Linked DNA regions of Mus musculus: all the other regions are linked to region 1. The links are chromatin loops, found by intact Hi-C in ENCODE. Cell type or tissue: gastrocnemius. All regions are shown on one strand. Links, peaks and the distances in the headings refer to the core of each region. The heading gives the core; the rest is flanking DNA. Region 1 overlaps Gm40339 (a long non-coding RNA gene). Region 2 has its middle 220 kb from the start of Gm36667. Region 3 has its middle 170 kb from the start of Gm40340.

Region 1 (10,357 bases), core at 855-8,854:
TTAGACAGTTTTTTTAAATTAAAACTTTTTTTTGAGATTATAATTATAAAAATTTTCCCTTTCCTTTCCTCCCATATATTCCTTCCAGCTCTCCTTTAATACACTGATTGTTATTGCATGCATATATGTATTTGTAGACACATATTGTACCTAAATATAACCTGTTCAATCTGTATAATGCTACCTATAGGTCAGAGCTGACCATTTGGGGCTGGATAACCAATTGGTGTGCTCTTCTCTGGGGAAAGCCATCTTTTCCATTCCGGCATTTCTTGGCTGTCTATAAGTTGTTGTATAGGATTGAGGCTTTGGGGGCTTTTCTTCGTCCAGTTTGGCATGCCCATTGGTATTGTCCTTTTAAGCTCAAGTTTGGGCAGTCATGTTGGTGAGATTTTACAGGTGTAGCTATTGATCTCAGTGCCTCTTCCAGTTTGCTGCTTGCTTGCTTTGTAATGTATCATTGCTTCAAGAACGGCTTTGGCTCCACAGTATCATTTTATCATAAAAATAAATAGCATGGACAGGAAAAGAAAACCTTCACCTTAAGCTTTGCTGTGCCTGAGGAATTTGTTTGTTTGTTTGTTTTTCTCTAAAGAAAGACCCAGGTACACATTTCCCTGCACTCTGCTCCCAAGAGTAGGTCGTAAAGTCTCCACTGATTGGCTAATGGAATTGTTCAGTGCTTTGCTTTCTAGGTTTTCCATGACTGTAACAAAATACTTGTTACAGACTACTTACAAAATAGAGAGGTTTATTTTGTCTCATGGCTCTGGAGGTTCTTGTTATGTGTGCCCATAGATTTTAACCTCTACTGAAGGCAGCACATCATGGTGGGTCCTGAGACCAACAGGAGGGGAAGGCTTGAATATGCTTGGCCCAGGGAGTGGCATCATTAGAAGAGGTGACCTTGTTGGAGAAAGTGCGTCACTGTGGGGGTTGGCTTTGAGACGGTCCTCCTAGCTATCTGGAAGCCTGTCTTCTCCTGTTTGCCTTTGGAACAAGATGTAGAACTATGCCAGTGCTGTGTCTTCCTGCATATGCCATGCTTCCTGCTATGATGATAATGGACTAAACCTCTGATTCTGTAAGCCAGTCCCAGTTTCATGTTTGCCTTTATAAGAGTCGATGTGGTCCTGGTGTCTCTTCACAGCAATAAAAACCCTAACCAAGACAGAAGTGTCTTTCACATCTCCAGCAGATGAACGACAGAAAAGACAGGTGAACCACATTTGCTGCTTTTAGACAGATTCCTGGAATTCTGTGTTTGTCCTGGGGGTAGTTCTGTTTAGTGGACATGGTCTATTACATCTAAACTTGGTTTTATTTCTCGATTCTTTGCAGCTGTGACCATCCATGGCTACTTCAAGTTCTAATTATCAGATTTTATCAACATCTGGTAAGAAATAGAGCATTGCTTATTTTGGGGTGACTTCTCTGTGCTTGCTGTGTAGCCAGGGATTTCCCCAGCCACTTTCACAGTTCCTCTTGTTTCACACACTTTACACTAGGTGGCAGTGGTTCCCTACTAATAACTCAGGGACAACCTCTGGTTGCAGAGACAGCTCACTTCAGAGGTTTCTAGAAAGGGTTAAATGCCACCTTGTAGCTAGGAAGGTAGGCCAATGAATTGCAGTGTGAATTTTCCAGTAGGAACCTTCCACTGATTGTTAAGGTCCTCAGGGGGCACAGACAGCACTCCACATACAAACCTATTGTTTTTCTGAGAGAAGGTAGTAGCTCTGATCCCCAAACACAATGTAGTAACCCAAGATGTTCTCAATATATCCCCAGAGCCTGGGGGTAGGAGCTTACATGGTAGAAGGAACTCTGTAGATTTAATTACACTGAATATTGTGGAATGGATATCTTATCCAGGTTATCCAGGAAGGCTCAAAGGAAAGGAGGGGACAGGAAGATAAGACAAATGTGATGCTATGTAGTGTTGGAGGATGTGCCGTTTATACCTAAGCCACTCGGGAGAGACACTGGAACACAGGAGAGGAGGGAGACGGGGTCGGGGGAAGAGGAGGAAATGAAGAGGAGGATGAGAGAGGAGGATGAGAGAGGGGGGATGACTTGAAGATGCTGTCCTTTTGGCCCTGATGGAAAGAGTCACAAGGCTGGAAGGAAGAGGAGGAGGAAGGGGAGGAGGAGAACGAGGAGGAGAAAGTGGAGAAGGAAGAGGAGGAAAGGAGAAAGAAGAGTTGAAAACAGAGGGAGAAGATGAGGAAGAGGAGGGGAAAAAGGGGAAGAGAAGGAAGGGAGGAGGAGGAAGATGAGGAACAGAAGGAAGAGGAGGAGGAAGAAGAGGAAGAAGTGGAAGAAAAGGAGGAATTGAGGAGGAAGAAGAGAAGGAAGAGAGGAGAAGAGGAAGAAGAGAAGGATGAGAGGAAGAGGAGGAAGAGGAGGCAGAAGAGGAGGGGGAAGAGGAGACAGGAGACAATTTGGAGATGCTATCCTGCTGTCTCTGATGATGGAGGAAAAGCCTCAAGCCAAGGACTGCAGGCATCTTCTAGGATCCAGAAAAGACAAGGAAATGAATTCACTCTTAGAGTCCCCAGAAGGAGGCCAGCCCTAGTGGCCTCTTCACCTTAGAACTTCCATCCCCAGAACCATTCAAGAATCGACTTGTGTTATTTGAAGCCACGTCTTTGGGGGTTGCTCATTACAGCATCCTGAAGAAGCCAATATGCGTCCTGTCCCTTTCTCTTCCTGGTCTTTTATTCAGTGCTTGGTCCCTTTTTGTAGGTCTCAGGGGACACTGGGCTTCCCCGGGAGAGCCTCTTTATTTCCAACTGACTCCTTGGTTAGTTTGTAAGAATTACAGTGTAGTAAAATCACTTCCGTGTCTCCACAGGACCGTGGTTCTCAACCACCCTACATGCTGCAACCCTTTAATACAGTTCCTCACGGTATGGTGACCCCCAACCATAACATGATTTCGTTGCTACTTCATGACTGTAATTTTGCTACTGTTATGAGTCATAATGTAAATATCTGATATGTAGCCCCTGTGGGAGTTTTGACCTACAGGTTGAGAACTGTTGGCACAGGATGCTTGATGTTCAGTCTCTGGTTCTAACATCAGCCCCAAGAGCACACAGTTGAATTATTCAGTCTCCAGTGCCAACTACAGATCCGCACTTGGCAGGGGCTGAAAGGGTGTCTCATTTAATTCAACATTTTTGTTTTTTTTTCGGTAACACCTCATGCATCTCCATCAAGCCTTGACTTGCTAAGTAGTTGAGGCTGGGCTTGCCTCCTGCCTCAGCACCCCTCCCCCAAGTTCTGGGAGTCCTGGTGAGCACTGCTGCTCTTGGTCCTCAAGGAGTGCTTGTAAAATGCCTAACTAATCTAGCATCTCGTCCCTTCTGAGAGGCTCAGTGGCAGAGCACTTTCCAGGAAGCGAGGGGCTGAGGAGAGTGACTTCTTTGTAGTGTGCCTGCCTAGAATCTCCAAGTGAGCAGCCAGAGTGTGGCTTAGTGGAAGAGTGCCTGCTTAACCCACAGAAGGCCTGTGTTCAAGCCCTAGTACACAGACACACAGGTGGATAGAAAGACACACAGAAAAACACAGAGACAGACAGACAGACAGACACACACACAGACATGCACACACACACACACACACACACACACACACACACACACACACACACACACACTCACACACAGACACACACACACACAAACACACACACACACTCCCATACCATAGTTGGGTGGGTACATTTCTAGGGATAGGCATTCTATGAGGAGGTTGCCCTGGAATTATTAATAAAAAACTGGAAAAGGAGTATGTGGCCTTCTGGGGCCAGGGCAGAGGTTTGGAGATCTTAGTGTCTTTCCTGTGCAGGGACATCTTTGGCATTGTGTGTGTGTGTGTGTGTATGTCTGTGTATGTATGTCTGTGTACATGTATGTCTCTGTGTGAATGCATGGGTTTATATGTATGTATGTGTGCGATATGTGAGAGCATGTGTCTGCCTATCTGTCTCTCTGTGTGTATTTGTGTGTGTGTGTGTATGAGTATGTTTGTGCCTGTGAGCGTGTGTCTCCTATGGCTGCTAAGGTTTGGATCTTAAATACACACAAAGACACAGTGTTGGTGATTTTTGTTCTGAAGGGGCTGCTGTTGGGAGGTGGGGGGACCTTTAGAGATGAGGCCCAGTAGTGAATCTTTTTTTTTTAACTTATTTATTTATTATATGTAAGTACACTGTAGCTGTCTTCAGACACACCAGAAGAGGGAGTCAGATCTCATTACGCGTGGTTGTGAGCCACCATGTGGTTGCTGGGATTTGAACTTCGGACCTTCGGAAGAGCAGTCGGGTGCTCTTACCCACTGAGCCATCTCACCAGCCCCCCAGTAGTGAATCTTTATATCATTGGGATGTGCTTTTAAAGGGGACAGCTGAACTTCCCTCTCATTTTTGCCTCTTGGCCACGAGGTGAATAGCTTTACTTTGCTCTCGGACACTCCTATAGGTGGCCTCAAAAGTTCTGTCCAGGTATGGACCAGAACGGCTGCAGTTGGGAACCCAGATAAACTTTCCATTTAGAAACAACCTTGCTAACGTGGCAGAAATGAGGGCATTAGAAAGAGAGCCTCTCTTCCATCTATCAGGCCACTGGAAACAATAGACCCCAAGAAACAGGAATTTCTTCAGGAGTCTCTCACTGGGAGAAGGAAAAGGCTGGAAGCCTGGTGCCTGGCAAAGTGGAGCTTGTTTCGAGAGAGATTTCTCACTGTTCTGGTGACTTCTCAACCACTTCACTGGGCAGACTGGAGCTGAGGCAAAGCTGGGGCAGTGGCGGGTGGGTCCGAACCTAGCTCCTCCGAGAAAGGTTCAATTTCACTTTTAATTGTTTGTGTATGTGTGCGCATGCGTGTGTGTGTGTGTGTGTGTGTGTGTGTGTGTGTGTGCGCGCGCGCATCTCTCTCTCTCTCTCTCTCTCTCTCTCTCTCTCTCTCTCTCTCTGTGTGTGTGTGTGTGTGAGAGAGAGAGAGAGAGAGAGAGAGAGAGAGAGAGAGAGAGAGAGAGAGAGGGCGGCCGGCGCACGAGAGTACAGGTGGCCTCCTGAAGCTGGAAGAGAATGTCAGATCCCCTGGTGCTGGCATCATAGGGAGTTGTGAACCACCTGACATGGCTGAGGGGAAAAGAACTCTTGTCCTCCGGAAGAGCAGCAAGTGCTCTTCAGGTAGAGGCATTTTCCCACCCCCATCCCCGCGCCTCTCAGCTATTTAAATTACGCTTCACATAAGGACCCTGAAGGTGGACTCGGAAGGTGGGGTATCACTGGACTTCCGTCACCGTTCCTTGTCCCAGTGTCTTAGGTAAAACATTTGACCCATTTACATATGTGTGTGTGTGCACACGTGTGGAGGTCAGAGGATACCATGAAGCAGTCAGTTCTCTGCTTTCAACGTGTGTGTCATGGTGATTGGCCGCAGATCATCAGGCTGGGCTGAACGCTCTTTTACATGCAACATCCTCTCAAAACCCTAATTGACTTACTGAGCAAAGGTGGGTCCAGGGGCCCAGGCTCTGACCCTAATATCTCCAGTAATGGTAATGATCGCAAGTGTTTTGTTATAATGTCTGCAGCTGATAACCGCAGGTGCTCATCGGGGGCTGAGATCTTGGCCTAATAGCACTCCTCAAGGTCCTTGGGAAGATACCTGGCACATGAGAAGCCACAGGCCTAGCCTTTAAGGCTGGGCTACTCATTAGTGGGAAAGATAGCGGAGATGGCCACTAGGGGGCGCTCCGAATCCATAACAAAGTCTGCAGAGTTGCTGAACAGCTTGGAAATATCCTGGACCTCACAGTTGCCAATGTTCTGGTAGACTGGGAGGGGGAGGAAAGAGGAAGGGAAGGAAAGGAAAGGGGGAAGGGGACAGTGTAGGGGAGGGGAGAGGTGAGGTGAGGTGAGGTGAGGTGAGGTGAGGTGAGGTGAGGTGAGGTGAGGTGAAGGCTCCGTTGCCTGCTTACTTGGGCAGCAGTATCCCGTTATGGCTCAGCCTGTAGCCCATGAGCAGGGGATCTATTAGCCCATCAGTTCGGTTGGCACCTCTTGTTTTAGGGCACGATTTGGGGGATCTTCCACGTTAGCACAGTCCTGGCTTATGATCCAGGCTCCCCTCACAGTAGCTGGTGGAACACACTGATTTCAAGGCTGCAGAGGGTTCTGGGACTTGTATTTCAGGCTCGGCGAGGAACGTGAACCTTGAGAACCTGCGGTTTCTCTGTCCTTTGTAGCCCAACAAGTCAGACTATAGAGGGGGACGAGGAGACCATCATTCTTCGGTGTCAATTTCTTCCTTCCTTCCTTTCTCCTCTCTCTCTCTCTCTCTCTCTCTCTCTCTCTCTCTCTCTCTCCTCTTTCTTTCTTTCTTTCTTTCTTTCTTTCTTTCTTTCTTTCTTTCTTTCGTATTTATTTATTTATTTTAAATTAAATTTTTTTTTTTTTTTTTAGATATGATCTCTTGGAGTCCAGGCTGACCTTGAACTTGCTATGGAGCTGTCTGTGTGTGTGTGCGTGTGTTGCACCGGTTCGCGTGTGCACTTGGAGACCTGAGGGTTTCTTCCTTTGTTACTAAGAACCCAGAGCTTGCTGATTGCATCAGTATCACTGACTCTGAGAATCCCCTTTTCTGCCTCCCGAGTGCTAGGGTTATACGCAGCCTCCACTCCCACACAGCTTTTCTGTGGGTACTTGGAGGCCTGTACTCTGGTTCTCATGCCTGCGTGGCCAACGTTTTACCCACTGAGATGTCTTCCCTGCTCTCTCTCTCTCTCTCTCTCTCTCTCTCTCTCCTTCTTTCTAAAAGTCAAGTCCTGGGGACACGTGGTGCACAGCCATACATGCAGGCAAAACACCAGCACACATAAAATAAAAATAAAGGTTAAATAAACAGGGGCTAGAGAGATGGCTCAGAGATTAGGAACACTGGCTGTTCTTCCAGAAGACTCGGATTTAATTCTCAGCATCCAAATGGCAGCTGACAACTGTCTGTGACTCCAGTTCCAGGGGATCTGAAGCCCTCTTCTAGACATACGTGCAGGTAAGACATGAATGCACATGAAATAAAAATAAGTAAATCAAAAAAAAGATGCCCCCTTCAAACTCCTCTTGGGAAAGGTAGGTTCAATGATAATTTTCAAACCCATTTCAAAGACTTGGGGTAGGGCACCAAGTTCCTACTCCCCAAACGCTCTAGTTGTCCAGTACCCAGAAGGCACTTGTAAACGTGCACATTGTCTTCGTAGGGCAAGCATCAATGGGATGATGTGTTAGTTGTTTTGTGAGCCTCTAAATCCTAAGCCCTGTGTGTATCTGGTGCTTGGGCAGGAAGGAAGATTAGCCTGGGGTCTGCATAGCCTTCTGCTCTTCGCCTCTTCCCTTCCAAGCTAAACATCTTCAACTGACTTTATCTTTCAGATGAAAACCTTGGCAGAAGGAGATTTATTTGGTACCGTGAGCTTCTCTTGTAAATAGCTCCCCGGGTGCCGTGTCTACAACCCACCTGTCAGCCCTTGGAGTGGAGGAGGCTGTGTGTTATTGATCCCGACCTGTGGCTGCACCCAGCATGGTACTAGTATCTAGCAGGTATTCAATCAATGTCCTCTGCATGTAGAGATAATGAGGAGGGAAAGGAGGGTCTTATGGGGGGCTCACTGCAAGAGAGACTGCAGGATGTGGGAGGAATAGGGATCCCGGGGATAGCCTGGAGGACGAAATTAGCCAGGGATGGAGGAAGGAAAAGAGCTAGACCACGTGATATGGCAAGCACAGAATACTTGCTGCACACATGGAAGTACATATGAGAGGGGCAGTCTTCCTCTAGCTGTTGTTACTTGGGACATGGAGAATAGGGAAGAGAGGAGAGTGCCCAATTGGCCCAGGCTCCTATTCATAAGAGAGATACCCGCTTTCCCTTAGGTGTTAACTACCCCTTTCTTGGACTGAGATGAGATTTAAGAATTCCAGTGTGGCTCAGTGGTAGAGCCCCTGCCTAGAATCCCCCAGTGAGGGGCTGGGGGTGTGGCTCAGTGGTAGAGCCCCTGCCTAGAATCCCCCAGTGAGGGGCTGGGGGCGTGGCTCTGTGGTAGAGCTCCTGCCTAGAATCCCCCAGAGAGGGCTGGGGGCGTGGCTCTGTGGTAGAGCTCCTAAACAGCATTCTCAAGACCTTGGATTTGATCATCAGCACCACAATAAATAAATGAATGAATAAAAGTCAATTAAAAAATTATTGCCTTCTTTCAGGTGGCCTGTGTATTTGGTATTAGCTTCACACTAGTTCAGGAATCCCAGGACAGTCCCAGCTCTGACTCATACTGTGTTTCTCAATGTCAGGATCCTAGTCTACACTTGGGGTACAAGAGCCCTGTTTTCTGTCAGCTGGGCTGCTGCTCATATGTGTGCAGCGATTGGAAGGGACCTGGGGTCTGTGGAGCTCTTATAGTGGCATGGCTGACTGATGCTTTGTAGCTGAGCCTCTGGTGTACCGGTGCATCTGCTTTCTGGCTGAGTACACAAACCTTAAGTGCACTCACCCCACCCCCCACCCCTTGGCTTCCAGGGCTCTGCATACTGCTGTGCAGACTGAGCTCTTCACTGGGAACTGGGTCAGGATGGGTGGTACTGTGTATCTACTGCAGCCTTAGTGGGCTGAGAGGTCAGCTCCTGAGAGGGGGGTCAAGTAGAAGCCCTATGTGCATACATACATGTGTATGGTGTGTTTTCACATGCACATCTGTGCATAAATATGTGTGTCATGTGATTAGTATAGACAGATGACAAACTGCACTCATGTTTATCACAGTGCATGCTTTATATATGTATATGTATACATGTGTCATGTGAACAGTATGTGCACAGGTTATTTGCTATGCATTTTTGTATACATGTGGTACACACTGTGTGTGTCTGTATATATGAACATTCAGTGTGTATACAGGTGGCACATGAGTACATGCGCACAGTACATGACAGACATTTTGTGTGCCTTTAAGTGTGCATGTATACCCATGGAACTTGCTTTGTGCCTTTATGTATTCATATGTTGTGTGCACATACATGCAAATGCCATGTGAACATTTATGTATGCACATTACACGCTATGTGTTCATGTATAAAGTGCACACTTTATACATACATACATACATATGGGTGCATATACATACATACATACATACATATATATATATATATATATATATATATATATATATATATACCTGTACATGGCATCAAGCAATATGTGTATTGATACATATGCATGCATATGTATGTTTGCATATGTATATAGTGTGCCAAATTAAGGCGCCATGAACATTGTATATGCTCAGCACATGCCTATAGGTATGTGTATCACATGTATGCCTACATGCAAATGCTATGTGAGCAGTATGTGCACATAGTATGCGTTGTGTGTTTCTGCATATGTGTATGTGTGCTTGTTTGTATGAACGTATGGATATGCAGATGTCATGTGAGGAATCTGTACATTTGGCACATGCTGTGTATGTCTGTGAACAGTGCACACTGTGTGCCTGTGTGTATGTTCTGTATATGTACATGAACATATGTAGATGAGAGCAGCATGTGTACAAGTATGTGCTATGAGTACATGTGTGTCTGTGGCACATATTTTTGTCTGCATGCATGTACCTGCTGTGTACATATATGAAGGTAGCAGGTGGGAAGCATACATATGCTATGATATACACATGTATGCTTGTGATAGAGCACATGTGTCTATATGTATAGCTGTACATGCCATGTACATATGAGGAACATACGCATGTAACAAATGTGTGTGTTTGAATTGTTCATGTGTGCACATGCTACACAGGCTGCAAATATGTGTATACTGTATGTGTGGATGCTTGTGGCATATAAGCAATATCTGTGTATAGCATGTGATGTGTTTACTTGTACCCCTATATAGGTGTTGCATAGGATACACCTGTGCATTTATGGTATGCTTTTCAGATATGCAATTGGTATTTTAGTGGTTTGTGTATGTGACATTTGCTATGTGTTCCTGTATACATGTGGTGCATAGTGTGTTCATGGTATTCAAGTGGTATATGTTGTGCATGTAAGTATGTATATAAGTGGTGTGTAGTGTGCATTTCTACTGTGTACGTCAGGTATGCAGGTGGCAAGTGGTTATTTTGTGCACGTGACACTTTTGTGTGTGCATGTATATATGTGGTATACAATGTGTGCATGCATGTGGTTATCAGCAGCGTAAGTATGTGGTATCTGTATGTGCAAGTGTGTGTTGTATATGCATATGGTGCCCGATGTCTGCTGTTCTCCATGCCGGATGTATGTGAGTTGGA
Region 2 (10,357 bases), core at 678-8,677, 240 kb after region 1:
TATTTGCACTATGATCCATAGCACTAGCAAAATTCCAGTTGTGAAGTAGCAACAGAATAGTGTTATGGTTTAGGGTCGCCACAACACGAAGAACTGCATGTTAAAAGTTCTCAGCATTAGGAAGGTTGAGAGCCACTGATGTAGACAAACTTAATTGTGATTTGCAGGAAGATGGTGTGACTGGATACCCTAAGGTCAAGCAAAGCAAGCCGGATTCTGAAAGGCAAATTCTGCATGTTTTCTCTTGCCTGTAGGATCCAGATTTATTTTAAAAGAGATGAAAGTAGATAGGCCACTATTTGGAAAGATGGGGAGGAGTGGGAGCCAGGGGGAGGGCCATAGAAGATCATGAGAGAAGTAGTGTAATCCAGTAACATTATACACGCATATTAAAGAACCACAATCAGATCCAGTATTAGGTAAACCTGATGGCTACCTTAGAGAAACAAGTTCACAATTTTGAACTATTAGAGTATCCTAAAAAGAGAAAAGAAATAAGAGAAGTGCATGTTACGATCTCTGACATTTTTATCATCATGATATCATCATCATTTATTATTATTATTATTATTATTATTATTATTATTATTATTATTATTATTATTTCTGAGGTGAGGTCTTACTACACAGCCCAGGCTGTCCTTGAACCCTACATCCTGCGTCTGCCTCTCTAGTGCTGGGCCAGCAGGCATGTGGCACTGTGCCGTGACATTCATCTCCTTGCTCTTTCTCTCTCCTCAGTGTATGTGGTTAAAAAAAAACAAAAAACCCTGGCTCCAGCAGGTGTATGCTTGCTAATTTTGGTTTACATTCCCCCATTCCCATTTGCACCTCCAACAAAAGGAAAAAGAAAGACCCAGATGTATTGTCACTAAATCAAGCCCTGCTTTGGCTAGGTCACCAGGGCTTGGTTTCCATTGTGTTACCAGGAAATGAAAAGAACAATTTTTCTTTTGTTGTTGTTGTTGTTCAGGATCCTAGATTTATATTGCTTTCACTTAGCGAGTGAATAATTGATAAGTCGGGGCATATTAACACAGAACAAAAGAGCCCAGCGGTACAAGGGTCTTGGGAAGGCTGCCTAAATCAATACACACTCATGAATTTTGAGCGCAAAAGGTTGAGCTGAGAGAGAACACAGATTTAGATGGCCATTAATATTTGAAACACACTCTATGCACGAGAGGCTCGCCAGAACCCAAATGTTAACCGGAGGAGCTTCAGAGAAAAAAAAAAAGCTTCTAAATAAATCTGAAAGCAAGATATTTTCCCCTCCAAAGATCTCACGTGGAAAAAAAAAATCAATCATCTTTGTCGTCTCTGCAGTCAGAAGCCAGCTATTAAAAAATCTAATTAGAGTGGTTCTTTTTTAACCAATTAAACATACCAATGTAACACTTGTCTGATCCAATGTTTGTAATTGCCAGAAACGCAATCAAGTTGCCCTCTATGGTAATGCAAATAACTGGAAAATATTCCCGCCACTCCTCCTGGTAACATCCTCCCTACACAAGAGGCAGACTGAAAATTTGATTAATCTAAACATTTTGTGAGGTGTCAAGAGAGGTTTCTGGCCTGATGCTTCATGGTCACCTGAATGGGCAGACCAACTGAGGACCAGAAAGGAAAAAAAAATATCATCAGTCACAATTTGCTCTTGAGAGGTTGCCTCTGGGGCTTGCAGCTGAGCCGCTTTCCAAGCTGGGGATTTTAAACTGAGAGGGGGAAAAGACTTCTTAAAAGTTGCAAGGCTCTGCATCCTGCTGGAAAGTCATCCCTGGCATTGGATACCAGTTCATGGCTATGACTGTTGGAGATGCTCGACCTGTGCTGCTTATCGCTGTGGTCACTGAAGAAACTCGGTAACAGGGACCATGTGCTCATTCTGGCTAAATCGCAGCCACGGTTTGTGGGTGTTAAGAGTCACATTCATTCATTCACTCATTCATTCATTCATTCATTCATTTATTCAGTATGGGTACATCTTTGTGTGCATCTATGTGCATGTGGGGAGGCAGGATTGGTCTCTACTGCTCTCTACTTTATTTTAAATTACATAATCTTTGGTGACTTCATGTGTGAATATAATATATTTAGATGCTATTCAATGCCTCCCCCCCAACTCCTTCCACATCTCTTTCCCAACTTTATTTCTTTTTTCTCTTTCTCCTCCACCTCCTTCTTCTTTTTCTCTTTCTCCTCCTTCTCTGTTGCTGGCACTGCCTCTTCTTCCTCCTCCCCCTCCTCCTCTTGTTCCTCCTTCTCTTCCTCCTCAACACGCTGTGTACAATTAGTGTCCTCTGTGTGCTCACCGGTCCAGGGCCATCTAGTGGGAGCAGGAACAAGCTACCATGGGTCACATTGCTGAAAAATAAAACCCCTGACTCGCCCTTCAGCCTTTACCTGTATGAAGCTTCTTAGTTAGAGGTGAGAGCTCATGAGTGCCTCCTCTGCTCCCACTAGAATGTTGACTGACTTGGTCATGTTTAGGTCTTGTGTAGGCAACCACAGCTGCTATGACGTAGCTAGGGGAATCCCAGAGACTCCTCAAGTCATATGGACTACAGCCGCTGCACGTAATCACCCATCACATCCAGATAGTAAGACCCTCCTGCTGAAGACACCACCTGGGGAAAGCAACCCGAAAAACTCTTGCACTTGAATTTTTTAGATAGGGTCTCTCACTGGACCTAGACCTTGCCAGTTCTGCCAGACTGTCTGGATAAAAGGCCTGAGGAATTCTCTTGATCTGATTTGTTTCCTCAGTGTTTGCTGCTACACTCAGCTGTGTGTGTGTGTGTGTGTGTGTGTGTGTGTGTGTGTGTGTGTGTGTGTGCACGCATGATCCCCCATCTCTGCCTTCTGTGCTGGGGTTATAGGTACTCACTAGTGTGTGGCCATGCCTGGACTTTCCCATGGATGCAAAATTCAAGGACCCGAACTTAAGTTCTTATACTTACACAGCAAGCATTTTTACCCATTAAGCCATCTCTGCGGCCCTGCATCTAGCTTTGCACATGGGTTTTGGGAATCTAAATAAAGACCCTTTTGTTTTAGTGGTGAACACTTGACCACTGAGCCATCTCTTTAGCTCACTTTTGAGAAGGTGTTAAGTAGGATACTACATTTGGAAAGAACCTGAGAGACCATTTGATCCAGCTACCAGCTTTTCATATAAAAGGACAAATTCATCTGGATTCAACCTGTGCTTGCCTACCCTTGGTGATCTCACTACCCTATGGGAGCAGCCATGGCCTGATTTCTGAAAAGAAGCTTTGTATATTGAGCTATAATCTGCTTCCCCCTCCCCCATGCCTAAGGCCAAAGAAGCTCTCCTTAGAGATCACAGTTGCCCCTTTCCGGATGCTGGCTCCTGCCTAGCTGGATTGCCAGTACTGCTCCTTGCCCATGAAGCAGTTAATTTGGGGGAGATAATTCAGAACATGTGCTCATTACTGGGTCTTAGAGGCTAAAAGAAAAATTTGGCGCCTCTGCTGTACAGATGGTGTTTGTTCTGTCCCTGGGAGTCTCACGCTGTAGATCTTAATTAATGAATTAATGAAATTTTTCAGTCAAGTGGTCCTAAGGAGCTTTTATTTTTGAAAACTCCCCTTCTGCTGAAACACGTGTTTCTCTGCTTTCCCTCCAAGCCTCTAATTAACCGGCAAGGGAAGGTCAAAGACATTGGTTGTAGACGTGCTGAAAAGGGCATGGATTCTTAAAGGGAAGTTACACTTGGAGACTAAAGACACCACCATGGAATTCCAACAGGACTTTTAACTAGGATCAGAAATGATAGTTACATAATATGTTTGGTCCCTTCATGGAGACAGTTACCTTGTCCTGGGATTTTTTTTCTGATATGCTTTGGGAGTAGTCACCCATTTTTTTATTTGCTTTTTTTCTTAGTGTTAGGATTGAATACTAGGCTTTGTACATGTTAGGTAGGTGCTCTACCATTGAGCTGCGCCCCCAGCATCTCACTGGAGGATTCTATGCAGGTGTTCTACCACTGAGCCACACCCCCAGCCCCTCCCTGGGGGATTCTAGGCAGGGGCTCTACCACTGAGCCACGCCCCCAGCCCCTCACTGGGGGATTCTAGGCAGGGGCTCTACCACTGAGCCACGCCCCCAGCCCTCACTGGGGGATTCTAGGCAGGGGCTCTACCACTGAGCCACACCCCCAGACCCTCACTGGGGGATTCTAGGCAGGTGCTCCACCACTGAACCACATCCCAAGCCCTTTGACTATTCATTTTTTTACTGGGAGAAAGAGAGATATTCCTATAGTAGAATGAATGGGCACACACTGCTGAATGCAGCAGACCTGAGTTCTGTTCATTGGCTACCAGTTTCTAGCTGTGACAACCTGGATAAGTCACTATAGCACTGTGAGTACATTTTATCTTACTAGACACAATTGGTATAAATGTTCCAAGTGCATAGGGTTGGTAATGGTTATTCTTTACTGTCAACCTAACTAGATTTAGAGTGACCAAGAGATTGAAGCACACTTTCAGGAGTGGCCGTGAGGGTGTTTAAAGAGGATCGGGGCAATGTCATGGCAATGGGTAATGCTCTTGCATAGCAGGAATAGGGACCTAAATTTGAGTATCTAGCACCTATGTAAGCAGCTGGGAATGGCTCTATGTACCTGTAGCCCCAGCTCCAGATTCAGCAAGAGACCCTGTCTGAGGAAAGAAGGGAAGAGACACTTGATATCTTCCTATGGTCTCTGTGTGCATGCACCCATGCACATGTGTGCACATAACACACACACACACACACACACACACACACACACACACATACACACACACACACACTAATGAGGATTGATTGAGGACAAGGGAAAAGGAGGAAGTGAGCCAAACATTAGAATTCCCCTCTCTAGGTGCTTTCTGTTTCAAGTTTATGTGAGGAGTCCTAGCTGCATAGACTACTGCCTTGCTTTTCCATCTAAAACCAAGAGCCAAAATAAACCCTTCCTTGCTGAAGTTACTTTCATCAGGTATTTTTGCCACCGTGATTGAGACAGGAAGAAAACAGGGTTGTTCTAAAGCAAACTTAGTTAATGAAGTCAGAGACTCATACTTTGTGCTGACTCACAATTACTAGGTAACTGTGATGCTCAGCTTTAGTTGCCAACTGACACACCTACAATTGCCTGGGAATAGAGTTACATTAAAGGATAATCAGTATTGGGTTGGTTTGTAGGTGTGCCTGTGGGAATTGTCTTAACTGAGTTAATTGTTGTGAGAAGACCTAGACTTCTTTGGGTAGCACCATCCCCTAGGCAGGGAGTTCTGACTTGTAAAAGTGCGGAGCACTCAAGCTGTATGCAGGCAAGCAAGCAAGCAAGCAAGCAAGCAAGCAAGCAAGCACACATGCGTTAATTTTTTCTCTGCTCTTAACTGCGGATGTGATGTGACTGGCTGCTTTTGCAACTTTCCTGATGTGATGGACTGTAATCTGGAACTGTGATATGAATTTAGCTCTCTCTCTCACACAAGTTGTTTTTTGTCAGAGTATTTTAATCACAGCAACAGAAATGAGACTAATACAGCAACAACTCTCCCTAAACTCAGAAACAAACAAACAAACAAACAAACTCTGTCAATCAATCAAAGCATTTGCTATTGCTTACACAAACATGAATTTGTCTTCTGGGAATACTGCTAGTTTGGGCTCTGCCTGGTTGGTATTCGTTGGGGCTTTTTCTTGGATGTGTATTGAACTGGTGACTGGTCTGAGGGCTCTGTCTGGTTTGTCTTCATTTGCATGCCTGGCTGAAAGCTGGAGTTATGGGACCACATTCCTCAGCAACAGGAGGCTAGCTTGGGTTTATTCACAGGACAGAGTCAAAGAACTGCAGAGCTGTATGTGGCTTTTGGAGATGGCATCATATCCCTTACAGTGTATGCTTCCAGTCAAAGCAAGTCATTCAAGAGGCAAAAGACTAGATTTGCTGTCTAGTTACTTTTCTGTTGCTGTGATAAAATACTCTGACAAAACTACTAGGGAAAGAAGGGCTTATTTTGATGCAAAGTTAGTGTATCATTGCAGGGAAGTCATAGGAACAGAAGTGTGCATCACATTGTATGTGCTGTCACAAAGCAGGGTGGGGTGAAGAATGTCGTTCTGTTATTTTCTCCTTTTTATATATTCTAGGATACAAACTATGGAATTGTGCCACCACAGTGGGTGGGTCTTCCCATTATAATTAACCTAATCAACATAATCCCCATAGGCATGACCCATGTGACTCTAATCTCATCAAGTTGCTAACTGAGGTCAGCTATCACAGTCACATTTCAGAGAAAATAATTTTCACTATTTTTTAATTGGAATGACATAGAAATACTGAGGTGATGGAGTCATTCTGGGCTCTTGCTGTGTTTTGCTCTGGAGTCTGGGATCCAGGAAAACTCAATGACCACTGAAGCCACTTGAGCCAGGAGCTTTAGGGTCCTTCTTTCACAAATTAAACGAACAGAATTCATGGACCCCAGAGGGCACGTTTTAGAGAAAAGTATGTTGAAGAAGTTTATTCCCAGGAAATAGGATTCCATAGACCACAGAGCTAGTAGTCTCTGACCTTTCAAAAGACTCAGGTCAGAAATTGAGCTGAAGTATATAGGAGGGAGATGAGCTGCTCAGTCCAGTTAGCCCAGCCACAAGGTGTCCCAGTACCTCTTCCCAGTTGTAGTCACATAGCAAGTAGTGACCATTTAGGAGACAAGAAAGGAACAGGGTCATCCAGCAAGGACAATCTCAGAATCTCAGAGGTTTGGGATTCCTCTCCTACCTGACCAGGCTGCAGTTCCTGCTTTCATCTTTGCACAGTTACTCTATGATCTCGAACTCTCGAGCCTCCTGCTCCAGCCTCCTGAGTGCTGGGATTGCAAATGTGCTTAACCATGCCCCAGTAGAGCAGCCAGTGGATCTGCCTTGCATTGTATCTAGTACAACTATTTGAAAAACGACATCTGCTCAAAATTTTGGAGATTGATTGATTTTGGAAGCATTTTCAAGTGGGCATTGTGTAGCTTATATTGAAATCACTTGATTATTCCCACTGGAAAGACTTTATTGTTGGTGTGTGTGTGCGTGTGTGTGTGTGTGTGTGTGTGTGTGCGTGTGCGTGTTCATGAGTATGTAGCAGCATGATTTTGTGTGTTTTCTTGCATGTGGAAGCCAGGGGACTCTCTTGGATGACCTTCCTCAAGTACTGTCTACACATTTTCAAAAGACTTATTAATTTTATGCATGTATACACACGTGAGTTTAGATTCCTGCTGAGGTCAGAAGAGGCCAATCAGATCCTCTGGAGCTGAAGTTGCAGGTGGTTGTGAGCTATCTGATATAGTTGTTGGAAACCAAACTCTGATTTTCTGCAAGAGCAGCAAGTGGGTGCTTTTAACTAATGAGTCATCCTTCTAGCCTCACCTTCCCTTGTTTTGGAGACAAGTGTCTTTCACTAACCTGGGACTCACCAAGTAGTTGAGATTGGTTAGCTATCGATCCCCAGGGATCTTCAGAGTAGAAGGGTTGGAAGCATGTACCAGCACACTTGGATTTTATTAAAATGTGGATTCTAGGGATTGAATGCAGACCCTTGTGTTTGTACAATGAGGTTTCTCTTAACTGAACCATTCAAGTTACCATTTCGTGAGGATCCTCGGAGAAGCTGCATGTGGTTTTAAGTCATTATAAGCACAGCCCAGAGGAAGGACCTTCAGTTCTGCTTTTCCCTTTCAAGGGATGTGAGTGCAGGGGAACTTGGGGGTCAACATACTGGTGCTTTCAGCCCGGGCAGAGCCAGCTTTGATAGTCATTTTTGCAAGCCCCAGTGTGTTTGTGGCCGAGCATCCCATGTACCTTATCAGGTTGAAGGCTGCTCACATGTAATCCTGACCTTAGCTCTGTGGTCTCTCCTATATCACTTTTTTTTTTTTTTTTTTTTTTTTTTAACCAGCGCTGACACTGAGGTTTTGGAAATGACCATGACTTACAAATGATATAGAAGACTTGAAGCCTGGGAAATGGATTTAGCAATGGCAAAAAATGTGGTAAAGTAAGATGGGAGGCCTTCCTTGTGTATGTGTGTGGATGCACATGTATGTGCAGGTGGATGTGCACGAACGTGTGTGTGTGTGTGTGTGTTGATGGAGGACAGAGATCAACTTCAGTGGTTGTTCCTCAGAACACTGCCTCCCCCCATTTTTTCACCAATGTCTCTCATTGGCCCATCTCTCTCTCTCATCTACGCTACATGGTCAGCAAACCCCAGGGATCTATTTGCCTGTCTCCAATTTTCCAGCACGGGGGTTCCAAGCACATATTACCATATGCAATTATTAGAATGTGGTTTCTAGAGATCCTTCTCAGATCCTCATGCTTGCATGGTAGGCACCTTACCAACAGAACTCTCTCTCCATCACAGAATTCTCTCTAGTGAGCACTTCATGCTGCTATTATCACATTATTCTGCAATCCCTATATGAGAGACAAGAGAACAGTAAATCACAGGACACATGCAGCCTGAAGGATAGGAACCAGCTCATGTAAGATGAGGAGTCCCTCGGTCTGACTCTTCATTAGACAATTTCCATGTCTTGTTGCTGCAGTAGAGACCCACAGCTGTGTCAATTTACAAAGCACAGACATGTGTAGAAATTAGAGATCAGGATGCCAGTTTGTGATGATGATCTTGTTAATATGAAAACTCGCTGGAGTATGCCTCATAGTGATTGAACAGAGCTTAAAGAACCAGTAATCCCATCATGAAGATCTGACCTTAAGTCCTTGTTATTTCTAACCACCTCTTGCATTGGTTTCGTTCCTGTCAGTCGCTGTGATAAAACAAAAACCAAACAAACAAAAAACCAAAAACCAGAAACCAAAAAACAAAACAAAACAAAACACAAACAACAACAACAACAAAAAACCCAACCAAAAACATCCTGACAAAAACAACCGAAGTCAGGGAAGGTTTGTTTTGGCTTACGATTCCCAAGGTTTAGAGTCCAACATTGTGGGGAAGGCATGGCAGCATGCAGAGGAGGCATGACAAGCAAGATTGGGAGCCTGGCCACACACATAGCATTTGTACTCCAGAAGCAGTGACTAAACAGGAAGTAGAGCCAGGGTTTAGAGTCTCAAAACCCACCCACCAGTGACGTACTTCCTTCAGCGAGTTAACCTTCCCAAACAGCGCCACCTGCTGAGGACCAAGTGTTCAGATCTATGAGAGGTTTTCCATTTGAACCCCAGATCCTTCTAAATATCCCACAACCAAATGCCTGTAACCGATGAACTTGGGGGTAAAGTACCTAACATACGAACTTTTAGGGTAGGAAAGCAATGAGTCACTTTGCATTGCTGTGAAAATGTGTCTTACAGAGACAACTTAAGGGAGGAGTGGCTTGCTTGGGCTCATGGTTTCAAGGGATTTTGTTCCATCATAGCCGGAAGGTACAGCAGGGCAGCTCAGATCATGGTGACAGGAGCTATTCACATCATAGTGGATCTGTATGCAGTGAAAACGAGGCAGGAAACAGTGGCTGGGTTATAACCTTTAGAAGTATCTCCTTAGTGCTCTCTTTTCCCCTTCTGGGTCCCTACCTCCCAAAGACAATTCAGCTTCTTCAGATAGCATCAGGGATAGGAGTAAATACTGAAAGGATGAGCTTATGAGGGGCTATCTGATTCAAACTGTAAAAGGTACATTCAAACGACAGCAATTACTTTGCTTTGAGTATATATATATATGTGTGTGTGTGTGTGTGTGTGTGTGTGTGTGTGTGTGTGTGTGTGTGTATCAAGAAAGAGAAGAGGCACTTAGCTAACCCCATACCCCACAGACTGTAAGCCATTTCCCCCTCTTGGAATAGAGTCCTTGTAACACTGCAACAATCCTCAGAAGATGGAAGATACTTCTGGGCACTGAAACTGGCTGATAGACAGGCAGCTACTGTCCATGGGGGCTCCTGGGTCACTCAGGCTGATTGCAGTTGTCAGAAGCAGGATGAGGCAGGCTGCACAAATTGAGTGACGCCGTGTTTTTAATTTAGGAGGATTCCGAATGGAAGCATCAAGGACCCACGGAGCCAGACTGTGAAATTACTCTTGGCTTTGCAGCAGGCTCTTGATACTCCAGCATTATGGAACTTGTCAGTTCTGGGAGGCAGAGGCGGGTGGGGTGGCAGGCACGTGGGTAGCTGTCAGAACAAGAATGGATTAATTCTGGGCATTCAGTCCTGTGCCAGGGGGTCATGATGGGTGACAGCAACAAAGGGAGTCTGCCTTTGGCAAGTCTTACTAGCTTAATCATGGACTCAGGGCTCTGCCCCAT
Region 3 (10,357 bases), core at 1,179-9,178, 180 kb after region 1:
GAGTGACACAGAGGCAGTGATTTTGCCTAGAATCCCCCAGTGAGGGGCTGGGGGTGTGGCTCAGTGGTAGAGCATTGACCTGGGTTCCATTCCCAGCACTGAATGAAAATATTTTTAAAAAGGGAAAGGAAGAAAATAGGTGAGGCCCTTTCATCTATTAAGAAGAGACCAACGTCACTGTGTAGAATCTTGTGGGAAGTGGTTTCTTATGGTCAGCACACAGAAGCTGCGGTCCACAGGGTAACAAAACTGTATCTTCTGCCAGCTGATGAGCTTGATAATGTGTAGGTGTCTTCTAGGTGGTACACACCGTTTGAAGGTATGAAAAATCGCTGCAATGACATGCCAAGAATATTTAAGTGATCTATTAGTACTTCTTTTATGCCAAGCGCCATGTTCATAGTTTGCTATGGTTAACTTCAGATTATAATAGCCATTCTAGGAGAGGGTGACACATTTTGGAGCAGATAGTGGTGAATAGAAAGATTCATGCTGACAAAAGAGCAGAGAATAAATGGTAGTGGACTGCTTAGCATGAAACCGGATGACTATAGCACATCCTCTCCCAAACGGGACATCACAGAAGGCATGGAAAGACATAATAGTCAGAGGTCAGGGAAGGTTGCAACAGAATAATGGTTTCTGACTGTGACAGAAAACATACACACACACACGCACATGCACATGAATGCATGTGCTCATTAGGTCACATACACATACCTTTTAAAACAGTGGGACTAGTTGAATGTCCTCCATCTGAAGATTGGACCCAGAATTGTCTTATGTCAGAACAATGCTCTCCTTGCTGGCTCCCTACACTGCTACCATATCTGATACTTCCAGAACCTTCTGTGCTGCATTTGGTCCTAAGCTTTGAGCTGAGCATTTCTATGAGAGTGTGGCTCCAGGCTCAAGAGAAAAGGCTAAAAGAGAATGGGCTGTTACACAATGTATTCTCTGGTGTATTAGTTAACTGTTCATTATTGTGATAAAGTACCCCAATGAGAGCAAATTAAGGGAGGAAGGGAATTATTTGGCTTACAGTCTATTGTGGTGGAAAGGAGATGGCAGCAGGCAGGAAAAGCATGGGTCAAGGGGCAGGTCATTGTCATAGCACATCTTCATCAGTAAGCAGAGGGTGAAGTGGAAGTAGGGCTGGTCTATATGTGACATCTCAAGTCTCACCTCCTGTGTGGTACTTCCTCATGCAAGCCTCCATCTCTTACAGGTTCCACCATCTCTCCAAACAGCGCCACCAGCTGTTCAAACGTGAGCCTGAGGCTGAGGAGGCTCAGAGGTTAGAACCTAGAACCTCTTGAGGAGGGTCCAGGTTTGGTTCCTAGCACACACATCATAACCACTTATGATTCCAGCTCTAGGGAATTCAATACCCTATTTTAACCTCCCAGACAACCGGCATACACATGGTAAACACAAACTCAGGCAGGCACACACAAAGACACACAAAAAATAATTAAAAATGAAACAAAACGTGTGTGTTTATCGGGGAACATTTCACATTCAAACCACAATAGATACCCAAAAGGGTTTGATAAAAACCGAATACAGCAAATTGCATTGACTCTTACATGCCAGTGATAAACTTATCTGTGAATGGTGCCACATGCAGAACATAATGTATGAGAGAGACTTTTTAGGAGACATTTTATTTGTCTTGTACATATTACATTTCTCAATGGCTTGCCAAAATTTTGAGTCCATTGTTATTAACTCCTTGCATTGTATCAGTGGTAAAATACAACTATTGCCAGTCAAAACCCAATATTGTCCAATTAGAGTTTAATTCACTGGAGATGTTGCCTTTGAGTTGGACTAAAAAGCTGGAGCAATTTCAAGGGTATTATAATTTCCTCTAAGTGTGTGTGTGTGTGTGTGTGTGTGTGTGTGATGTGCATGAGTGTGGTGTTTGTCCACACATGCATGGGTACTTGTGCTGTGAATGTACATGTGGAGGCCATAGGAGGATGCTGTCTGGACGGACGTTCTGCTGCCTTAAATGTTACTCTCTTGAGAAAAGGTCTTGCTGAACGCAGATCTAGGTTAGAGACCTAGCAAGGTCTAGCAATTCTTCTATGTCTTTTTTCTCCCCTCCTCCCCCAGTGCAGGTGTAACAGGTGTGCGTGCAGCCATACTCAGCACTAAAACTTGTGAAGAATAAAAAGTTCTTAGTGACTCAAATGGGAACTAAGTACATGTGTGTATAGTGTGTGTGTGTGTGTGTGTGTGTGTGTGTACAGTGTGGAGTACATTAACAGAGGCTAATGACAACAAGCATCTTCCTCAATTACTCTGTATCCCATTTGTTGATACAGGTTCTCTCATTGAACCCAGGGCTCACTAATTTGCTTAGCCTGGCTGACCAGCAAGCTTTAGAGATTCTCCTGTCTCTGCCTCCCCTGCACTGGGGTTATAAAAGTGTGCTGACACACCTGGCATTTGCTGTGGTGCTGAGGATAGAACAGAGGTCCTAATGTTTCACATCACAAATGATTTGTCGACTGAATCACCTCTCTAGCCTCAAGGAGCTATTGATCGATCGATCGATTGATTGATTGTGGGATTTGGTCAGAGGCTCCCAACATTGTCCGAGCATGACAGCTGAATGCTTCTGGCTCTGCTCTTAGAAATCATCTCCCCCCAAAATCATTTCATTATGTCAATTACATTCATGACTCAGAATTATTCCTAGTGGATGGGGAGATGAGCAGGGTCATCCTGGTTTCATGCTGGCTGCAACATTTCATTGACATTTTCCTCATTAGGATATTGTTGATGTCATTGCCTCAGCTTCAGGATAAGCCTTCTTGTTTTCCATCTGAACATGTCTCTAGAGGTGATTTCATATGAATCCAATCTAATCTACCATGTCAACATTTTATTAATAGAATTTATCAAATCCTGGGAGGCCCTTTCTGGATTTTCACCCTCTGTGCACAAGTTGGGGGTCTCCTTTGATGGGTTTGTAAATTACCCATATCTGAGAATATCTGAGCCTCGCATGATGGTTAGAGATGAGCTCATTGTCACGTGCTCCAGTTAGGGTCCTCGTGTGTGGGTATACGTGTTTGAGCATGTATATCTGCACATGTGTGTATAGACCAAAGGATGACCTCAGTTGTTCCTAATGCTCAATTTACATTTGTTTCTAAAATTTATTTTTTATTTATGTGTATGCGTGGACTTGTCCGTGTGTATGTATACTAATATGTTTAAGTGTCCACCGGGGCCAGAAGAGGGGATCTGATGCCCTGGAACTAGAATTACAGGAGGGGTTGTGATACTTCAATGAGGGTTCTGGGAGCCAGATTCAGGTCCTGTGTGGGGGGCAGCAAGTGCTCTAAACCACTGAGCCTCTCCTCAGCCCTCACCCTTGAGTCTGGCCTAGAGCTCCTCAAAGCTGCTAGAAAACGCCAGAGATCCACCTGTCTCAGTCTTCCCAGCATTGTGTACCACCAGTGTGTACTACCATAGCCAGCATTTTATGTGGGGGCTGGGGATTTGAACTCGGGTCGCCATGCTTGTGACGCAAGCCCCTCACACACTGGAGTTAAACCCTCCCCAGTCTTCATGCCTCCTGCCTTTCTCACACTTGAAATTCCTTCTCTCCTTTCTTACCTGCTCAATTTCAATCGAAGGCTTCTGCAGAATGGTGTGATCTCCTGGAAATTGGTTGAAGGAATTTTTTTTCAAGTCCTAAAACACCCCTAAGGCTCAATGTGTCTCTTATTCATCTCTGTAGCTCTTGGAGAGAGAAGCCGATGGACAACTGGAGACCACATGGCTCCGAGCCAGAGTTCTAGTCGCAGCGAATGGTCATTTCCTGACCTGGTCTTTCTTCACTCCTTTTCCGCATGGATTTGTTGAGATTCCTAATCCTGTACACATGGGTGGACTGAGTCACTTCCCTGCAGCTTGACACTTAAGGAGAGCTGCCAGACTGACTGAGCAACTCTGCCCTCAGCCTCGGCTTTTAATTCCCCCCATTATGCCTGGCTCAGCATGGCGAGAACACAGCTCATTGGCCTGGGGCCAGGAGGCCTGTCAGCAGGGAGACCAACTCTGGAATGTAATTAAACTACATGATGTCTTTTGTGTCTTTTATTTCCCCTGTGCCACCAGCAGATGGGGAAGGCTGACATTGTTTACTTCTGTCTGTCTGTCTGCCTGCCTGTCTGTCTGTCTGTCTCTTCTCTGTCTCTCTGTCTCTCTTTCTTGGCAGGATGCTGCAAAAAAGACCTGAGGAAATGATGAGTGGAAAGAACTTGAGAGCCAAGTAGAGAGGATCAATGAGCCATAGATGCTCATCGACAGAATGTTTGGATCAAGCGTGTATTGTAGAGGCAGGAGAGGTAGCTCAGGAGCTAAGAGTACTTATTCTCTTTCCATGGACTCAAGTTCAGCTCTCAGCTTTCACACTGGGCAGCCCACAACTGCTTGTAAAGCCAGCTCCAGAGAATCTGAATCTGATGCCCTCTTCTGGCTCCTGTGATGGCTGCCTTCACTTATGTGCTCTCTCTCTCTCTCTCTCTCTCTCTCTCTCTCTCTGTGTGTGTGTGTGCTGCCTTCACTTATGTGTTCTCTCTCTCTCTCTCTCTCTCTCTCTCTCTCTCTCTGTGTGTGTGTGCTGCCTTCACTTATGTGTTCTCTCTCTCTCTCTACACACACACACACACACACACACACTCTTACACTTAACATTATATCTAAAGAGAAAAAAAAGAGTCCATTGAAGGAGCCAGGGCCATGATAAAGTTCTTGGTCCTTCAGCTCACGGCCTGGAGTTCAGATGTCTAGAAACATAAATGCTGGGTGGCCAGGCTGGCTGTGGGGTAACACTATTCTCAGAGAGATGCAAGCAAATGCTTACTTATCTCAGATACAGAACAGACAATGGACCAAAATGAGTATACCATCAAATCTAACTTGGTGGTGCAATGAGGGTTTTTGTTGTTGTTGTTTGCTTGTTTCTAGTCTTTTTTTTTTTTTTTTTTTACAGGAATATGGGTGAGAGGTTACTTACAGACAGAGAAATGACTCAAAGACAGCTGCACCACTAAAGCCCACCACAGCATGCATAAAAGCTGGAAACCTAGAGCACACTGCACAACCTTCGGGCAGTTCAACAGGTTGGACAGTGTCCTTTCATGATAACTCAGTTGGTCTAGGCCTCGTCCAGGAGGCTAGGTTGGTCTCTGTGTCTTCCGGGTAACTTAACATGATTGAGAATGGCTCTCAGCAGTCCTTACTGCCTTTACATGCTTGGGGAAGGAGGGACCTAGTATATCTGGTCAGTTTCAGGGACTTCCTGATAGCTTTGAGTTGTTTACTTCCCGAGTTTATGGAATTTCTCTGCAGGAGGGAAAGCCCCATTTCTCTTTCCTTTAACATATAATATATTGATGAGCTTCCCTCTAAGACAGAAGATTTGAATCCTAGAGGAAACTGCTATACCTCAGAGGTCCACCTGGAAGGTCAGCATTAGAAGGTAGACACAAGGAATCTCTAGAGCAAGCTGACTAGTGTGACTAGCCATATCAGTGAGCTTTGGGTTTGACTGAGAGACCCCACCTCAGTGAACAAGATGGAAGATCCACGAAGAATGATGCCTGACATTAACACCCACACCCACGCCCACACCCCAGACTCTATTGCATCATAGAATCTGTTGAATTGATTAATTAGTTAATTAATTAATTTAGTATAGTGTATGCTTGAGTGCATGCTTATATATTCATGTTGGGCGCATTTGGAGTCCAGAGGTTAATATTGATTGGGATATATTTCTCATTCACATTTCCATCTTACTTAAAAATTTATTCTTATTCCATTTATTTCTGGGGGTTCCAAATGCCATAGCATGCGTGTAAAACTCAAGAGGATAGTTTGTGGGAGGTGGTGCCATCCTTCCACTATATGAGACTTGGAGATTGAACTCAGGACTTGGGGGTTGCCAGCAACTGCTTTTAGCAACTGAGGCATCTCCTGATCCTTCCTCCTTATATTTTAAGATAAGATTTCTCACTGAACCTGTTGATCACTGCTTGTTGATTTGGCTAGGCTGGCAGGAGAGCTTCAGAGGCCCACTTATCTCTGTCTCTCCAGTGCTGAGTTTATGGGCACGAGCTACCATGCTTAGCGTTTATGTGGGGTCTGGGGTTCCAACCTTAGGCCCCATGTTTATACAACAAGCACTTTGCCTCTGAACCAATTCCACAGCCCTGTGTCCACAGACTTGAGAGAAGCATCCCGAATTATCCTATTCTGTTATGTGAGGAACAGGACCCACAGGGAAGCAATGAACCCTAGCTTCCCTTTTTTTTTTTGGTCCATTGAAATTCTTTTTCCATGTTCAGACTTCTATAACACAATGTCACTTACTTCTGTTCCAACAGGAAAGCAAATATTTGTGCAGTGCCAATGGCATTCTTGTAATTAGGAGGTAATATTGAGCAGTAGCCACATCTGAATTGAGACACCCAGGCAAGAGAGTTAAGTCAATTTGTTCTGGGATCAATAGCTGTGGTCTTAGCTGACAGAGAACCTGAGGTTTCTTTTTTGGTTTAATTTGGGGGATATGTGTGTTTATTGGTGGGTACATTTGTGTGTGTGTGTGTGTGTGTGTGTGTGTGTGTGTGTGTGTGTGTGTGTATTTTATGTGGCTCTTTTCCTGAAGAACCAGGGAATTGATGACAAACCAAAGTATGGATACCTTCTGTCTTAGTCAGGGTTTCCATTGCTGTGAACAGATACCATGAACAAGGTAACTCTTATAAGGACAACATTTAATTGGGCCTCGAGTACAGGTTCAGTGGCTCAGGCCATTATCGAGGCAGTAGCATCACAGCATTCAGGCAGGCATGGTGCAGGAGTAGCTGGGAGTTCTATATCTTCATCTGAAAGCATCTAGGAGAAGATTGGGTTCCAGGTGGCTAGGAAGAGGGTCTTGAAGCCCATGCCTACAGTGATATACTTCCTCCAACAAGGCCATACCTCCAAATAGTGCCATTCCCTGGGCCAAGCTATTCAAAACACTTCACCATCAAAGTCCAACTTGATGAGCCAGTAAGTTATTGAGATTACTTAAGGGAATATGGGTGAGAAGTTACTTTGGAGCAGAGATGGCTCAAAGACAGCTGCATGAGTAAAGCCCACCACAGCATGAATGTTGACACAAAGTTGGCAACCTGGAACACACTAAATAGCCTTCAGGCAGCTCAGCAGATAGGATAACATCCTTTCCAGGTGACTCTCTTGGTCTGATCCCTTTCCAGACTGCTTGGCTGGATCTGTGACTTCCAGGTAGTTCAGCTGCTCTTAGACTCCTCTAGGCAGCTTAGCTTGACAGAGAGTGACTCTAGGCAGTCTTTGCTGCTCATATATACTTGGGGAGGTGGAAGCCTAGGAAATCTGGTCAGTTTCAGGGACTTCCTGAAGCCTTTAAATTGTTTGCATCCTGGGTTTAATGAGCAGGATGGAAGGTTTTACCTCTCTTTAGGCAGGCTTGTTGTTTTCCCTCCCTGTAAACATCTTGTATCTTAGTGGCTTTCCTCCAAGACAAAACGTTTTCACCTGAGAGGGAACAGCTATAACAATGTGTGTGGCTATGTATATATACATGTGTGGACAGGTATGTGCACAATGCCTCAGGTGTTGTTCCTTAGGGGTTGTCCACCTTCATTTTTGAGACTGGAGCTTGCTGATTGTGTCAGTCCTTTAGCCAGCTATCCCCAAGGCTCTTGCGGTCTCCACTTCCTCAGAGCTGGCATTACAAATGCCACTATCCCTGGACTTTTACATGTGCTCCCAAGATCAAACTCAAGAACAGGACAAACATTTGGCTGAGCTCTCTCTTCAGCATACCTCCCACCTATTTTAGCACAATTGTTTATCTCTCTGTGTGTGGGTTTGTGCACAGGAATCTAGGTGCCTGGGAAGGTCAGAAAAAGCTGTTGGATCCCCTGGAACTAGAAGTTCATGTGGTTGTTAGTGGCCTAATGTGTATGCTGGGAACTGAACCCAGACCTTCTCTGAAAGTAATGTGTTCTTAACTTCTAAGATGTATCTCCAGTCCCTTCTCCCTCTCCATCTTCCTGTCCCTCCCCCTCCCCTTCTCCCTCTCTCTTGGCATTAGAGTATGGCTATGAAGTCTAGGCTGGCCTTGAACTTGTGTTAAAACTACTGCCTCACCCTTGGAAGTATCTGCTTCATCTGGGAGTAACCTTGCTTTTGGGTGACATTTACTATGCATGGGGAGTGTTTTAATGTTACTTGAGTTTTTAGGGCAGCCCCTCAAAACTAGGCATATATTATGTACATCTCCAAAAAGAGAGTTTAACTAGTCTTGGTAGAAGGTCTGTGCAGAGGAGCAGTCTCAGGTTGCAGTCATCTTGGAGAAGAAAGTTGCAGTTGTTATTTTTTCCACATACTGGTCAACCCTTTCTTAACTCTCGTATACTTAGGGCAGAGGAAGGCTTTGGCATGCATCTGAGCCAGAGTCAGAGGAAGGCTTTGCCAATTATCATATGTCAATGGCATTGGCCCTTGTTAATAACACACATTAACTAAGGACTTCATGCATCCCTTACACTCTCCCAGGGCTTCCATGACTCCCACCCCATCGTATGTTGTATGTAGTATGGTTGATGGTTGTTACCACTGTAGTTTATGCAAGATGACACTGAAGAACTCATCACTATCAATGATGGAAGGTTTTCAGGATATGACCACTTCTGCTCCAGAGAGTAGTTGGGCCATCATGGACAACTGTACCCATTGGGGTGTAGTGTGTTCTTCAGGCTGGCTGTTGTTTGAGACAGTTTAAGTTTCATGACACAGGTTTATCTAAGACTAGGAAATAGCTTAGTCTACCATTGCTCAACCTGTGGGTTATGACCTGTTTGAAAAGTATGAGGTAGCAACAGAAATAATTTTATGGTTGGGTGTCCCCACACAAGGATCACAGCATTAGGAAGGTTAAGAACCACTGACTGGCTTAGTCTATAGTGTACTCAGTCTGTGTAAGCGTGTGGACCTTAATTTGATTCCCCAGAACCAACATAAAAATAATCTGTTCCCTCTCCCACACTTTCTCTCCTACACCTGATTCCCATCCTTGTTCCCTTCCTCAGCCACTTTCCCATCCAGTTCTCTTCCTCCCTCCCACCCTCCACCTCTGATGACTGTTTTGTTTCTCCTTCTGAGATTTGTACATCCTTCCTGGGACCCTCCTTATTACTTAGTTTCTTTGGGTCTGTGAATTGTACGTATGTACAAGATTAAAAAAAATGTATGTTTATCTTGTACTTTACGGCTAAGGGCTAATGTCCACTAATAAGTGAGTACATTCCATGCATGTCTTTCTGGGTTTGGGTTACCTCACTCAGGATGATTTTTTTCTATTCCATTCACTTGCCTGCAAATTTCATGATGTCGTTGTTTTAATAGCAGAAGAGTTTTCCATGTGTGGATATTCTGCATTTTCTTTATCCATTCTTCAGTTGAGGGATATCTAGGTTGTTTCCAGTTTTTGGCTTTTGCAAATAAAGCTGCTATGAATATAGTTGAGCAACTGTCCCTGTTACCACAGTGGGGAATCTTTGGGGGTATATGCCCAGTAGTGATATAGCTGGGTCTTGGGGTAGAACTATTCTCAGTTTTTTCAGAAATCACCAAATTGATTTCCAAAGTGGTTGGGGGAAAGCTTGGGCATCTCTGGGAATAGCTGGGAACTTGAGACTGGGGAGGTTCTGGGAAGTCTATGGGGGTGACCCTAGTTGAGATTCCTAGCAGTGGGGGATATGGAGATTGAAGTGGCTACCTCCTGTAGCCAGGTGTGGCTTTCAGTGGAAGGAGGGGGACATCAACACACCTATACAACCTTCAGTTCAAAATTTGTCCTGCTTACAAGATGCTAAGGGATAAATATGGAGCAGAGATTGAGGGAATGTCCAGCCAATGACTGGCCCAACTTGAAACACACCCCATGTAAGATAGACAATCCATGACACTATTAATGATACTCTGTTACATTTGCAGATAGGAACCCAGCATAACTGTCTCCTGAGAGGCTTCATCCAGCAGCAGATGGAAACAGATGCAGAGACTCACAACCAAACATCAGGCAGAGATCAAGGCATCTTGTGGAAGAGTAGAGGATAGAATTGTGTGAGCTATATGGGTCAAAGGCACCATAAGAAGACCTACAGAGTACTAACCTGGGCCCATGAGGGCTCACAGAAACTGAACCACCAACCAAAGAGCATGCAGGGGCTGGTGTTAGGCCCTGTGCACATTTGTAACAGATGTGCAGCTTGGTCTTCATGTGGGTCCCCTAACA

What was found. A loop is a pair of places that touch in the nucleus more often than their neighbours do. Peaks named below come from ENCODE experiments on the same cell type or tissue, not always from the same donor. Only the 100,000 strongest peaks of a DNase experiment are listed, where the experiment ranks them.
Region 2: it touches region 1 in a loop (5-fold over the local background); 5 of 42 quality-filtered maps call a loop at or near these places.
Region 3: it touches region 1 in a loop (2.5-fold over the local background); 3 of 42 quality-filtered maps call a loop at or near these places.

What each region holds. Positions count from the first base shown.
Region 1 is chr5:134,059,281-134,069,637 of GRCm38, reverse strand. Gm40339 (a long non-coding RNA gene) reads left to right here. Exons shown (of 6, transcript XR_868578.3): 2 at 1,342-1,396; 3 at 6,480-7,068; 4 at 7,446-7,613. Among named protein-coding and RNA genes, the nearest start is that of Gm40340, 14 kb to the right of the region's middle. In gastrocnemius, for the core only: CTCF peaks have their summits at 1,501 (motif pointing right) and 5,742 (motif pointing right); DNase peaks (open chromatin) are centred at 1,533 and 5,769.
Region 2 is chr5:133,814,520-133,824,876 of GRCm38, reverse strand. No RefSeq gene overlaps it. Among named protein-coding and RNA genes, the nearest start is that of Gm36667, 220 kb to the right of the region's middle. In gastrocnemius, for the core only: no CTCF peak of the experiment used is centred there; DNase peaks (open chromatin) are centred at 693, 3,408 and 4,055.
Region 3 is chr5:133,878,859-133,889,215 of GRCm38, reverse strand. No RefSeq gene overlaps it. Among named protein-coding and RNA genes, the nearest start is that of Gm40340, 170 kb to the left of the region's middle. In gastrocnemius, for the core only: no CTCF peak of the experiment used is centred there; DNase peaks (open chromatin) are centred at 4,036 and 4,437.